2 separate regions of the Homo sapiens genome follow, and region 2 is linked to region 1. A link is an interaction called in ENCODE POLR2A ChIA-PET data of the cell type or tissue named here. Cell type or tissue: GM12878. All regions are shown on one strand. Links, peaks and the distances in the headings refer to the core of each region. The heading gives the core; the rest is flanking DNA.

Region 1 (4,412 bases), core at 95-4,094:
TGCTTGTCTTCAAGTCAGGGTGATCATGTCCCTTGGTTGCATACAGTTGTGTTTACATCCCTTCCAAGATGCACGCAGTTGCATACACCTTATGAAGCTTAGGCCACATGTGGAACTCAAGCTGCAAGGGAGCCAGAGATATGTAGTCTGCATCTTTCCAGCCTGTGATTCATAAGAAGACATGCTCCAAGGAGATTGAAATAGAATGGAATTAGACAGTCTATGAAATTTGCCATAATCAGTTCCCTCCTTTGGATATTCGATGTTTATAAAACATTGGTTCCAATCCAATATTTCAAATATCAATAACATCATCAACATATTATTGAAATTTCACTTTCTTTTTTACAAAGGAAAATATATTCACCTTCTCCCCAAAGTCTCATTAGTCACTGCACTTCATCTCTTCTTGATGTTTATTTTTTCTCTAACTTGGCTATAATCCAAAATTTATCTTAATGTGCATTATGTTATTCACCACCAACATACTCTATATAAATTATAATAGGAAATAGTGAGTAAAAAATAATGTAATTAATAAAAAAAAATACTAGAACAAGACAAGCTAGCACAGTCCCAATTTCTGTCATTGATAACAAGGCTATAGTTGTGATAAAACATAATTCTTTCTGTGTGTATTCAATTTTTCTTTAGCTTTCAGCTAGAATATCCAGCTATTCAGTATTCTTTATCTTGGGAAGTGACCCCAAACTTTAATGCTCTTGATTTGAGCTTGTAGATCCGCCTTCCTAACACCAGCTACAGCAGTACTGGGAGACACATACATTCTGGATCAGCCACTCAATTTGCCTGTGATGATCACCACCAATCACCACATCCAAATAAGTAATCACCACATCCAAATAAGTAAATCTCCCCTTTTTGTTGCCATTTGATGTAGAGGCACAAAGAACCACAGACAGCTTGTTGGCTGCCTCAGCTTTCAAGTTACGGGAAGTATTGTCTCCTAGTGGAAGCGCTCACCATTTATGAACTAAAATCTCTAAGGCAGGATGTCCAGAGTTATAGTTAAAGGGCAACCAAGAATTTTCCAGTGGATTATTAGGTGTAACTCCCTATCCTACCCTTTGATTCCTGGAAATATATCTTCTGGCTCTGAGAAGAATAATACCATATATTTGCTGATGGTTCAGTTAAAACATCCCAACTTCACTAATTATTTCCCAGTTGGCACCTTAACTGAAAATTCTTTTGACCATTTTATCTTTCCACAGGGTCAGTTACTCCTGGATGATGGGTTATGTGTTAAGACCAGAGAATTCCATTATGGTCATCGTATTGCTTTTGTTCATTTGCAAATAAGTTCTCTATTCAGAAGCAATAGGACATCATGACTGAGAAAAGGCCTTGAATAAGGGTGGCACTGACAGAAGCATGGGAGACATAATAGGCAAATCCATAAGCAAAATAATTGTTAATTCAGGGGAGATCAAACTACTACCCCTTCTAGGACAAAAGAGTTCAGTGCTCAATTTACTGCTGATCGTAGAATTGTTCACCCAGAGTGTGGCGCTGTGCCAGAGTTTAGGGTTATCCTTCACTGCTGATGGGAAAAACACTTGAAGTGATTGTATCCAGTTAACTTTGGTAAAAAGAAGTGTATATTTTGGGGCCCATACAAATCTTCATTCTTACTAGTCTGACTACTTTTTCCATGAACGAACACTGAAATGACTGTAGAAAGAAACTGACTGACGTTCATAGGAGTGAGAGGTATATTTCAGAAATAAAGGAAAGATATGACTCTGCACAACAACCTGAAAGCCCCATATGTTATTATCACATGACTATGAGTTCCACTGAGCCGTAACAGCCAGGTTCAGAGCTGCTGGTATTAAACCCTAAATGAGCTGAAACTACTTTGTATGTTTTGCTCTGAGATTCACCCAGGGCTGCCAATTAGTTTACTTTGTAAGTGGATCAAATCAAAACACTTAAATGTTGTGTATGCTTCTCTAAAATCCAGAGAGTTCCATCAAATGTTTTGTCTCTTTCTTAGTGTTAGGAAAAGCAAGGTATTGCAATTTGTCTTTTACTTTGAATGTAATAAGTCCAAGATTGTGGGATACCCAGAAACCTCAATGTGGTGGGAATCCCCTGAATTTTTATTATATCTATTTCCCACCTCTAACACTCAAATATTTTACCAAAGATTCTAGGGAACTTACTACTTTCTGGTTTTGAGATTTTATTGACATAATGACATCTATATAGATGTCCTATGGGATAATGACATAAACAAAATCCCTGTAGATGAAACTGTGACAAAGAGAGTTGATGTAGCCCAAAGGTAAGATAGTGAAACGGTCCTGCCCTCCTTACCACATGAAAGCAAAGAGGAAATACAAAAGGTCAACAGGTTTATAATAAGATATTCATCCTCACTAATAATCAGAGAAATGCAAAGTAAGGCAACTAAGAGTTAACCACTTATCATCCTTCCAGTTTTAAAAATATATCTATAAAAGTTTGATAGCATTAGGTTTTGGTTAGGATATGATGAAATGAGACTCATACACTGCTTATCAGAATATAAATTACGATTGTCATGTTGGAAGATGATCTGGTAATACTGTTAAAATATACTATATTAAAATGTCTGACTCAATAACATCGCTTCTGATACTTTCTCAGTAATTTGTATACATGAATTTAAACAAATATTAATGTCTAAGAATGTTTACTTTTGAAGATTTGCAATGTGTCTCAAGGAAACACATATATATTCACAAGTAAGTATCTGGTCACATGTGTGACAGATTTTGACTGTCATACCTACTTCAAGAATATAAAAAGGAGGCAAAACACTGAGAAAGGATGTGTGACATGACTTCTTTGACGAGAACTGTTTCTGCATTCTTTATTTGTACCTAATGAGGAGACTTTCCATGAGACCTCTTCATCTCCTGAGTTCTGGGAACCTAGAGAGTGAGAGCTGGGATGATTACTTTGGTGGTGGTGGTGTCAGTCGAGCTTGCTGTGCCCTGGGATGCCTGCAGCATGGGCCCTACACTGTCACGGTCAGTCATGACTGTCAGAATCAGTTAGGCCGTGCTATGGAGAGGGAGAACAGCATGGGGTCATCATGGGTGCGATTCAGTAGAACCTTTGGAGGGACACGGAATCCCAGAAGCCAGAATCTGGACTCTTTTCCTTATGTAATTCAGGATATAATAGTTTGGAGTTGGGGGCAATGTCATGAAGGGCTCAAGCCTTCTCAGAGAGCTCCATATGGCAGCAATTAGAAAGCTAGAGGGCCAGTAGCAGCAATTCTATGAGTTTGGACTATTACTTGATATTTCTGGGTCTCAGTTACCATATCTTTCAGGGGAGCAGGAAAGATAGACAGATAGATAGATAGATAGATAGATAGATAGATAGATAGATAGATAGACAGATGATAGTGTGTGTGTGTGTGTGTGTGTGTGTGTGTGTGTGTGTGTGTGTTTTATGGTACTTTATGGCTAGTTGTAGCAATGCATTCTGGATTAACCTACAACCTTCAAAACACTCCTGTGTTTTCATATATTACTTAGTTTTATAAAAAGTTTAAAGCCTAGTAAATTATAATATTATTAAATTTATAAATTTAAAATATGAATGCATGAGTATAAGTACAGTATTCATAGTAGCTTTTCTGGACAAATAATGATGTTTAATGCCTAACAAACCATTAAATCAATGATGATAGGTATTATTAATATTAACAAAATTGACCATTAATATTTATTACTTTGTAAACATTTAATATAATTATTTTCACAAGTAATATACTAGATCTCTTGCCTTAGTACACAATTATCCATTAATATTAGAATTAGTACACTCTGAAGAATAGCCTTATTAAGCAGTTATCATAAAATATGTAGCTGATTTAATAATGATTTAAAAATACATTGTAATAGATCTTCCCTTCCCAAAATGAAAATCCATATATGTAAAAGTGTCATCTGCATATACTTAATACATTGCTTCCCTCTTCTAAAATAATTGGATTCATTTATTTTATTGCACATTAAATATTGATTAAGTTAGATCTTCTCTAACACTTGAGATATATAAAAGAAAACTGTATTTTAACTTAAAAAAAATTTCCAGATTATCATAGTATTGACAAATATGTAAAATAGAGGTTGAAGCAAGGTCCCTTAACATCTGTGGTTATTTCCCATTTATACTTTAATTTATAACTTGAACTCATGCTTGTCTTATAGCGTGTCAAACAGGCATTTAAATAGAGAATCTGGCTGTTCTTTGTGTTAATATCCCTTCGGCATCCTCTTCCTTGTAAATTCAACAAAAGAGATTTCTACCATTAAAGAGAAATAGCTTTCAGTTTGTGAAGTACACATCTTGGAACATAGTGAAAAGTGTAATGAGATAAAAATATA
Region 2 (4,412 bases), core at 292-4,291, 610 kb before region 1:
AAAAAAAAAAAAACACGGCATTTTCACATATGCTAATTTACAAAAGAGAAACCAGTCACCTGTATTTCATCTTTAAAGCTGATAAAGGAATGGTCTATTAAACGTGGCAAAAACTGTATTTCCCAAATACAATGAAATCAAAATGTTACATTTATAAAATCTATCAAATCAACTATGTCAACACTTTGCTAGAAGTTATTCAGAGTCATATGCTGAAAAGTAAATTGTAATACCTTTTTTCTTTTTTTAGTTTATTTTACCCTCCTAAAGACATTTTCAAATGCTAAATCATTCTGTATATACAGAATTGCCAGTATTTATTATTGCTATTTTTAGCAGAACCAGAAATGGTAGAGAACGTCAATACAGAAAAGACATACAGAAAGCACACTGACCAGTGTCACATTTAACAAACATCTCTTCTCAATGGGGACAAAGGTGCTGCTTAATAGGATAAAAGAATGAAGTTAAACATTTTTCATATAAATTTATACTCACTGTGATATTTAAATAAATTGTACGCTTCTGAACATCATAACTGACATAGGCTGATTTTACACCAATGTATTTCACGTCGATAGAGCGAGGGAAAAGGAAAAACACAGCCAATCCAGAAAGGAGTAGACAGACAAACACAGAAGCCATCACATACAGCTTTCTGAAAAGGAAAAGAGGGTATTTAAGTACATGTGCATCAGAAATTATATAACACAACATTAGAGAAGGTATGTTCAATTTCCCCCATATATCAGCAGCAACATATATAAGATGCTAAATGTTACCAAATTTTCACATCTGAAAGTATTGGGTATGGTTGAGTCTGAGTCTATTAAGTGTTAAGATGTTCTCTTTAAAAGATGAAATCGGCGGGATGCGGTGGCTCACGCCTGTAATCCCAGCACTTTGAGAGGCTGAGGCGGGCGTATCAAGAGGTCAGGAGTTCGAGACCAGCCTGACCAACACAGTGAAAAACCATCTCTACTAAAAACACAAAAATTAGCCAGGTGTGGTGGTGTGCGCCTGTAATCCCAGCTACTCAGGAGGCTGAGGCAGGAGAATAGTTTGAACCCGGGAGGCAGAGGTTGGAGTGAACTGAGATCGCACCACCGCACTCCTGCCTGGACGAGAGAGCGAGACTCTGTACCAAAAAAAAAAAAAAAAGGAATCACATTTTTGGACACTGAAATTTTGGGCTTAAAAACAATAGAACATTTACTTTTTTGACTGCCAGAGCAGTTTTCACATTAGATTCAAGCTGAGGAGCTTCATACAAACGCACATTTCAAAACTCCCTCTGAATTCACTGAAGCAGAATTTTCACATGTTAAGTTTTGCCATTACATGATCCCCTAAAGTGACTGCTCATCAGAACCATCTTAGAAATAATAATGATGGGGAAGGGAGAGCATTAGGAAAAATAGCTAATCATGCTGAGCTTAATACCTAGGGGATGGGTTGATGGGTACAATAAACCACCATGGCACACATTTACCTATGTAACAAACCTGCACATCCTCCATATTTTTAAAATTAAAAAAAAATGACACAACCACATGGCTCATCAATGATTCTTACTATAATTAGTCTTTTTTTGAGTATTCTCATCTCAAAGTACTTACATACTCAGTTTTTAAGATTTTTTTTACATTGATCAACTCTGCTTTGAAGGTGTTGTTACATTTCTTTTTCTAATCAAGAAAAGATATTTCATGCAGGTATAAGACAAGGAAAAATTTGTAGGTAAAAACTTCCTCTTTTCAAGGTTAACCTCAAAACCAGAGTTCAAATAACTATTTCCTGTTCTCTCTAACATACAAGTCCTCTATTGGATGCCCACAACATCCTTTTTTTGTTTTTGAGTCTTGCATGACAATTACTTATTTTCCTTACAATCTACTTATACAAAAATTTTCCATTTTATTGTTTCTTCCACTCTCCGCCACCATTTCCTTTCTAAATGCTCTGATGGATTTAATCTTTGTATGTATTACAAGAGCAATTAAAGTGCCTCCTGCAGATATTTTATAAATATTTCTTAGTGTTTTAAGTTGCCCAAGTTAAGAACAGAGCAAACTGGTTTATTAAAAAACAAAATAATACAAGCAAACACAAATTTGCTAAGTCACTGCTACTAAGTCCATGCTGTTGTCTTGAGCAATCAAAACAGTTCCCACTCACTCATTTTGGACTCTCTCAACCTGAGTAGGGGTAGTGATCCCCACTGGATTACCTAATAGGAAATTTAAACACGTTTATAGTATCTATAACACACCAAAATACATAAAAAGGCATAAGAAGTGTTTAACATCATCATAATAAAATCTGAACTTTGTTGGATTTTCTACACTTCAGCGTTTTATTTTTAATTACTTATGGGCGGGTGAATCCATCATAATCTAGTCCTTAGGGCTTATAAGTCAGTCCTAGTTGTGAATAAATGAATCATGTTCTAAATTACTCTGTATACCACGTTTGTAGCCATAACGAACATTACTGAACCTGGTGGGACAATAAAACAACATTCCATCTAGTATTTCATTCCAAATTGAAAAGTTGGCTAGTTTACTGACAAAATATATGTCTCCATTACAAAATTAACTAGTAATGATTTTTCTTATGGCTCTAGTGATAGCAACCAAATCCTGGGAGTTATAAGGTGCTAATGAAGTTATGAAAGTTGTGTGGTATATCTGCAATCAAGTTAGAATTCCATTTTTGCCATTTCCTACCTGCAGTATTTAATGCAATTTACTTTTCTTCCTCTTTAAAATCCATGTTTGAGGATTAAATGACATAGCTAAAGTATACAGACAAAAGCAATTGATAAATATAATTTTCTAATAATCTTACAAATCACTCAATTTGTAAAGAAATAAAGACCCAAAGTTGTTCCCAAAATATTATAATTTTATTACAAATTGAGAAACAACAACTGTTCTTGGCCTTGTGTGAGCTCTGAGGACTATTCTCTCTGCTCCTATTGGGTGGTCTTTCCTCAGCCTCAGGTATGTTCCTCACACATATATGTTGATCAGGACACAGCTGCAGGCTTAAGAGCACCCTCTCCAGCTCTCTACCTTCTGGTACTCTGCCCTGCTAACTCTAGTCATTTTGGCTTTCTGGACACCCAGTTCCATCTCCATTGAGGAAGACCACTGAGCTCTGCCTGGGTTGGTTCCTTCCTTGTGCTGCAGGCTGGAACCTTTCTCAGACAGTAAGCTGGTACAATCACAGGGCTTGCTGGTGCAATCATAGGGCTTATCTCCTTTGTTTTTGCTTTCTCAGGAATCACTGCCCTGTGCTGGCTGATGTCCAATGTCTGAAAATATTGTTTACTATATTTGTCCAGTTTTACAGTGATTTCAGGTGGGGTATTTCAGGCATTATTCTATTTGGGTCAAAAGTGGAAAATTCAATTTCTTTGATTTTGTATCTCTTTGGTCTTATTGCTAAAACTCTTGCTCCCTAAGGCATTTACATAATAACTTATTTAAGTATAAAATTTCCAAACTACATCAAAGGTACTCCTAATAATGCAACTATTAAGTACAGTTTAAAATTTGTTGTGATTCTCTTTGCCATTTGGAACACAACTCCCGACATTTATAGTCACAGCACAATGTTTTCAAGTCACTTAAAATAATTATTTCAGTTTTGTTAGTGTCACCAACTTCATATACAGTTAGAATAATGTTTCCTTTTGTCTCAATTTTTGGCAGTTACTTTTGATTTCATCTTTTAAGTTATGTAAAAAAAATGTACACAGATACAGACACACACACACACACACACACACTTTACTTGCTTATCCACTCCCTCTTCCAAATTCCTTCCCAAACTCAGAGGTGAACCAATTGTATTAGATTTGGTTTATCATCCCATTGTTTGTCTCTTTGTGTGTATATGTGTGGGTTTGAGTGTGTGGTGTTTTCAAAGAAAAACATATTGTCAATATCACACTGTGGTAAAATATAGTTCTCCTTCCATTTTACCATTGTGTACACATAGTATCTTATTCCATCAGTCCTCTATTATTGGTATTTACATTGTTTCCAGTTGTTTGCTTCTGCAAACATTGGCACAATAAATAATTTGCGCAAATACCATTTACTATATTTGACAACTATCCTGAGAATAAATTTTTCAAAGTAGGATTTCTGAGCCAAAAAGTAAATGCAGATGTAATTTGGCAAATAATGCCAAATTTTCATTCACTAGCAAGGAATGAATATACTTGTTTTCAGTCACTACTGCCAACAAAGTATGTTGTCAACATTTTGGATTTTTGCCACTGTGATAGAAATGGCATCTAAGTGTAGCTTTAATTTGCATTTCTATTATGAGCAAGATTGGACATCTTTTCAAATGTTTAAAGGTCATTTGCATTTCTTTTTTGTGAACTAGCTGTTCAT

The links. ChIA-PET counts read pairs that join two places held together with the same protein. Peaks named below come from ENCODE experiments on the same cell type or tissue, not always from the same donor. Only the 100,000 strongest peaks of a DNase experiment are listed, where the experiment ranks them.
Region 2: POLR2A ChIA-PET joins it to region 1 with 5 read pairs; 2 of 35 experiments call an interaction of 5 or more read pairs at or near these places.

The regions. Positions count from the first base shown.
Region 1 is chr7:11,610,844-11,615,255 of GRCh38, reverse strand. All of the region lies in intron 2 of THSD7A (thrombospondin type 1 domain containing 7A), which reads left to right. Among named protein-coding and RNA genes, the nearest start is that of THSD7A, 220 kb to the left of the region's middle. In GM12878, for the core only: no CTCF peak of the experiment used is centred there; DNase peaks (open chromatin) are centred at 1,775 and 2,271; H3K27ac peaks cover 395 bases.
Region 2 is chr7:12,220,472-12,224,883 of GRCh38, reverse strand. It overlaps TMEM106B (transmembrane protein 106B), which reads right to left. Exons shown (of 8, transcript NM_001134232.2): 4 at 499-658. Among named protein-coding and RNA genes, the nearest start is that of TMEM106B, 11 kb to the right of the region's middle. RefSeq lists a silencer at 1,674-1,874. In GM12878, for the core only: no CTCF peak of the experiment used is centred there; no DNase peak of the experiment used is centred there.